Linked DNA regions of Homo sapiens: region 2 is linked to region 1. A link is an interaction called in ENCODE POLR2A ChIA-PET data of the cell type or tissue named here. Cell type or tissue: B cell. All regions are shown on one strand. Each heading gives the region's core, and the rest is flanking DNA. Links, peaks and the distances in the headings are about the cores only.

Region 1 (2,928 bases), core at 157-2,656:
GAAGACAATGACTTACTTTTCATTGTATGCCAAAATGCACTGTGAATTTTGGTTACATTTATGTTACTTTTTAAAACTTGTCTTAAATATTTTTACATAAAGGCATTAAACACACAGCTCACTCCCCAGAAAAACAAGGTTATATCCTGTTACTGATTTTCCAAATACTGGAGAACAATTCTCTCTGTATAACTCAAGTCAAAATCATCAAGTCTGGACCAACAGTGTGGTACTACAGAATATAAATAGGGTCTAAAGTAAAAAAGATATAGAGTCATTCAAATCCCTAATTAGTCCTACCAGTGTGTGACATCTGGCATGTTAACTTCAGAATCATCTGTTTCCAACCTGGATAACACTGCCTACACACTGCAGGATGATAGTAAGAATGAAGAAATAACACTAGTAAAAAATTTTCATGTGGTTTGACATACAGTAGGTTCTCAGTGATATTGGTTTCTTTTCCCATCATAAAAGCCAAATTAGATAAAAGTTCTAGCTTGTTTTGCTTTCTTTAATGGCATTTCAAGAAATAATTCATATGAACCCACCTAAAGTGGCCAGAGAACACAAGAAAAGTGACCACAGAACATAATGAAATAGGGCTATATTATGCCCCCCCTACCAACTTCCCATTCCTCCTTCAGTAAGCATTTTTGATAACTGTTTTCTGCCAGAGAATAATGCAGAGTAGACAGATATAATATATAGTTAATGGGGGGGAAGGAGTAATATATGGATAACGTATTACCATCTACAGACTTCTGTTACCTCAACCAGCTCATGTGGAAGGCAGGGCAGATACTTGGAATAATGAGTTTGCAACATATTTAATAAATGAGTATGTACTTATGTTTCTGAGACAAAAATTCAGATTTTAATTCACTGTGATTATATTCTCAACCTACTGTATGTAATGGCACAAGGGATAATGCCTTTCAGATTAGTGGATGACAGGGAACCTGCTATTACATGGTACAGGGCAACCTAAATGATAACAGCCTCCAGCTTCTAATAGGAGAAGACACGTAAAAGGAAAAAGGGCAATTCTGAGGAAAATTCCTTGCCTGATGACAGGGCAATGAAAGCAAAGCCAAAAAAGAAACCATTAACATACCCCAGAACCACTCCCAGCTCCTTGACATGAACACGCATCTGCCCCCTCAGGTATTCAGACAGCATTTTACTTTTGAAGTATAGCTCCTGCAACCGGTCTTCAAGATGCATTACACACTGCAGTTAGGGAGGAACCAAGAACCAGGTCAGAAAACAGTTTGCAACTCTCAGTCATGGCAAACTCCAAAACATAATGTTTTTGACAATTCTGTTTGTTTATTTCAATATGAACTAAAATTTGGAGCACATTTTTAAAGTATGTAGTTTTAGCTAAAAAGAGAAGTGAAACTTTTTCTGGCTCATATCAAAGATTAGCTTCTACAGCGTCTTTTTTTTTTTTTAACTGTGCAAAAATACACATACAATTTGCCCTTTTAACCATTTTTTGTTTGTTTTTTGTTTTTGAGATGGAGTCTTGCTCTGTTAACCAGGCTGGAGTGCAAAGCGCGACCACAGCTCACTGCAACTTCCGCCTCCCGGGTTCAAGCAATTCTCCTGCCTCAGTCTCCTGAGTAGCTGGGACTACAGCCATGCGCACCACACCCGGCTAATTTCTTTTCTATTTTTAATAGAGATGGAGTTTCACCACGTTGGCCAGGCTGGTCTCAAACTCCTGACCTCAGGTGATCCACCCACCTCAGCCTCCAAAGTTCTGGGATTACAAGTGTGAGCCACCATGTCCAGCCCTTTTTAACCATTTTTAAATATACTTCAGTGGCACTAAGTACATTCAGAATGTTGTGCAACCGTCACTACTATCCATTTCCAAAACTTTTTTCACTATGTTTTTATTTCAAATTTGATAAATATAAAATTTTTATAAATTAATACTTTTCAAATGTATTTACATAGGAAAGGATGTATTCTCCTGTGGAGAATAAAAAACAGTTTGCAAAAGTTCACAAAGAATGCTATGTGGTTCCCCAATTTCTAAGCTGAAAGACTGAAAATTAAAACACATCTGGGCATGGTGGCTCATACTTGTAATCGCAACATTCTGGGAGGTGGAGGCAGGAGGATCATCTGAGGCCAGGAGTTCGAGATCAGCCTGGGCAACACAGTGAGACTCTGTCTCTACAAAAATTAAAAAAAAAAAAAAAAAAAAAGAATTAGCCGAGCATGGTGGCACGTGCCTGTAGTCTTAGCTACTTGAGCCCAGGGGTTTTGAGGGTGCATTGAGCCATGATTACTACTGCAATTCAGCCTGGGTGACAAAAGTTACAAAAAAAAAAAAACCTGAAACACATACATTTTGTTTAATGTCAATTAACTTGCTCAATTTACTAAAATAGGTGATTTATCATGTGAATTGATGCTAAACATGTTTGAGGAAAAAACAGAAGTTTCAGGTGCTAAACATTAAATTCATACAGAGTGTTCCTTTCCAATGAAAATCAGTTATTAAAAGCTCCTAATAAAAATCTACTTTATTATTGTAAAACACAACCAAATGGTTGTGGTTTTATAGTGTATGTTTTTTCACAATGCTTTAGGCTGATAATGCCATAAGAAAATTTTAACTGCAGAATATATGTAGATATAAAATATGTAATATAATTTACTATATTGACCACTTTACAGTATATAATTATATAGTCCTAAGAGCATTCGATGTTGTGCAACCATCACCACCATCCATTTCCAGAACATTTTATCATCTCAAAAACTCTGTGCTCATCATCTCAAACAAAAACTCTGTACTCATTAAACAATAACTCCTTATTCTCTTCTTACCCGCAGCCCCTGGTAACCACTATTTTAGATTCAGTCTCTATGAATCTGCCTATTTGTGGTACCTCATATAAGTGGAAT
Region 2 (2,928 bases), core at 149-2,648, 540 kb after region 1:
GGAAATAAGGGTAAACCAGAGATAGAGTCTTAAGAAAACTACCACCCAGTCTTAATTTTAAGTCAGCTCAGATCCTTACTGGATTAAGGTGATTGATCCCCACTCTGCATAGTAGAGGAAAGGGTGAGCCCTTTGTGCAGGAGGTTATCCATCCAGAGGCTCTACAATTTGTCATACACATTCAATCAAAAATTGCCAGGCATATCAACAGAGTGGACCAAATGACCAGAAACTAAGGAGGGAAAAAGACAATAGAAAGAGAGCCATAGAAAATCGAAATCATGGCGTTATCGGACAAAAAAATTCACATAACTGATTTATCAGTCCGAGAAAAACACAGAGAAAACAGAAGACAGATTCTCCAGAGAGTTAAAATCCATTAAAAGGACATGAATGGGCCAACCGTGGTGGCTCACGCCTGTAATCCCAACATTTTGGGAGGCTGAGGCAGGTGGATCACTTGAGGTCAGGAGTTTGCGACCAGCCTGGCCAACATGACAAAACCCCATCTCTACTAAAAATACAAAAATTAGCTGGGTGTGGTGGTGCGTGCCTCTAATCCCAACTACTTGGGAGGCTGAGGTGGGAAAATTGCTTTAATCTGGGAGACAGAGGGTGCAGTGAGCTGAGATCCCGCCACTGCACTCGAGCCTGGGTGACAGAGAAAGACTCCGTCTCAAGGAAAAAAAAAAAAAAAAAAGACATGAATGGATATTTTAGAACTGAGAAATATAAGAAAAATGAAATTAAGAACTCAGTAGATGGGTTTAGCAGCAAAAGTAATAAATGAATTGCAAGACAGATCAGTATAAAATATCTAGTCTGAAACACAAAGAAAAAAGCATGAGAGACACAAGAACTGGAGATATATAGAGCACTATGAAAAGTTCTAACATTCAGATTACTGAAGTCTCAGAGCAGATAGAGAAAAAATGGGACAGAAACAATAGTTGAAGATATAATGTCTGAGAAATTTCCAAAATTGATCAGACATCAACCCAGAAATTCAAGAAGCTAAATGCCAAGCAAGAAAAGAAAAAGAAACCCATACTAAGTACACCATAGTAAAACTACTGAAAACCAAAAAGAAAAAAATCTTTAAAGCAGCCAGGTGAAGGCAAAATCACCTTCAAAGGAACAACAAAGGACCAGATAGCGACTTTTCAACAGAAATGGTATAAGCCAGAAAACAAAGAATTACATCTTTAAAGTCCTTAAACAGACTCCTGTATGCACTTGATAGAAGACAGAATTAGTGAACTTTGTACAAAACAGCTATAAAGTTCTCCCCAAATATAGCATATATATAAAAATATGAAAGACAGATTAAGAGATAATATCATGATATGATCCAACTTACATTTAATCAGTTACAGAAGAAACAGACAATGCTGAAAGAAAAAATCATTTAATTTTCCACAATTGATTAAGGATACCATTGTACAAATTCAAGAATCCAAAAAAGTCTCAAACAGGAAAAGAAAAAACCTACAAACAAACCACCTAGTGTGCCAGTCACGTTTCTATTCTCAGCTGCAAGCTCATCCTTGTAGTCTCTACTGTTCTACTGTAGCTGCCACTCTGTAAACTACATTTCCCAGATTCCCTTATCAGCTGGCTTCCTGTTAGGGTCTACCAATGGAAGCCACTAGAGGGAGATTAGACGGCAGTAGATAGCAATTGCCCTAGACCCAGTGGTTTTTTGCATGAGACAATTTTATATATTAAGCCCCTGAGATTTAAGGATTATTACTACAGAAAAAGCCCATCCTATCCTAATAAAATATGCAAAAAATTAAAAGTAGAACTTTACACTTCATACCACGTATAAAGATAAACCTAAATGACAAAGACTATATAGCTTTCAGAAGAGAACACAGGAAACATCCTCATGATCTTGGGGTATAGAAGGATTTCTCAAATAAGACATAAAAAACATAAATCAAAAAGAAAAAGCTTGATAGATTTGACATAAAAATTAAAAGCTCCTGTTTATCAAAAGACAGAACTAAAATAGTGAAAAGACAAGCCACAGAAGATATTTGCAAAATATATAACAAAGAACTTGTGTACATATTTTAAAATTTGTATGAATAAGAACACTTGAAGAAACCTAATAACTAATAAACATGAAAAGTTGTTCAACATTATCAGTAATGTTCAAATAGACACTATACATGTACTGTCTTAGGTAGAGCTGCTATAATAAAATACCATACATTGAATTAAAAACATTTATTTCTCATGGTTATGGGAACTGGAAAGTCCGAGATCAAGATGCTAGTAGGTTTGTTTCTGGTAAGGGCCCCCTGGTTCATAGACAGGCATCTTCTTGCTGTGTGTTCGCATGGCAGAAAGAGGGCTGGGATCTCTTCATAAGGGCACTAATCCCACTCACGTGGGCTCCATGCTTACGACCTCCCAAGGGCTCCGCATCCTAATATCATCACATTGGGGGTTAAGATTTCAACATATGGGCCGGGCGCGGTGGCTCACGCCTGTAATCCCAGCACTTTGGGAGGCCGAGGCGGGCGGATCACGAGGTCAGGAGATCGAGACCATCCCGGCTAAAACGGTGAAACCCCGTCTCTACTAAAAATACAAAAAATTAGCCGGGCGTAGTGGCGGGCGCCTGTAGTCCCAGCTACTTGGGAGGCTGAGGCAGGAGAATGGCGTGAACCCGGGAGGCGGAGCTTGCAGTGAGCCGAGATCCCGCCACTGCACTCCAGCCTGGGCGACAGAGCGAGACTCCGTCTCAAAAAAAAAAAAAAAAAAAAAGATTTCAACATATGAATCTGGTGGGGGGACACAAACATTTAGTCCGTAACATGTACCAAGCTAGCTAAAATTCAAAAGTATGAAAATACTAAATACTGGAAAAGATTGGGGTAATAACTCTCATTTACTCCTGGTGAGAATGTGTATAAC

Evidence for each region. ChIA-PET counts read pairs that join two places held together with the same protein. Peaks named below come from ENCODE experiments on the same cell type or tissue, not always from the same donor. Only the 100,000 strongest peaks of a DNase experiment are listed, where the experiment ranks them.
Region 2: POLR2A ChIA-PET joins it to region 1 with 5 read pairs; 1 of 35 experiments calls an interaction of 5 or more read pairs at or near these places.

What each region holds. Positions count from the first base shown.
Region 1 is chr5:131,645,973-131,648,900 of GRCh38, forward strand. FNIP1 (folliculin interacting protein 1) reads right to left here. Exons shown (of 18, transcript NM_133372.3): 17 at 1,118-1,233. Among named protein-coding and RNA genes, the nearest start is that of RAPGEF6, 12 kb to the left of the region's middle. In B cell, for the core only: CTCF peaks have their summits at 1,268 and 1,468; DNase peaks (open chromatin) are centred at 1,209 and 2,289; H3K4me3 peaks cover 1,456 bases; H3K27ac peaks cover 1,705 bases.
Region 2 is chr5:132,188,755-132,191,682 of GRCh38, forward strand. It overlaps P4HA2 (prolyl 4-hydroxylase subunit alpha 2), which reads right to left. Exons shown (of 15, transcript NM_001017974.2): 15 at 1,393-2,928. All of the region lies in intron 2 of P4HA2-AS1 (P4HA2 antisense RNA 1), which reads left to right. Among named protein-coding and RNA genes, the nearest start is that of P4HA2-AS1, 5.3 kb to the left of the region's middle. RefSeq lists an enhancer at 1,482-1,776. In B cell, for the core only: CTCF peaks have their summits at 1,627 (motif pointing right) and 1,831; a DNase peak (open chromatin) is centred at 1,627.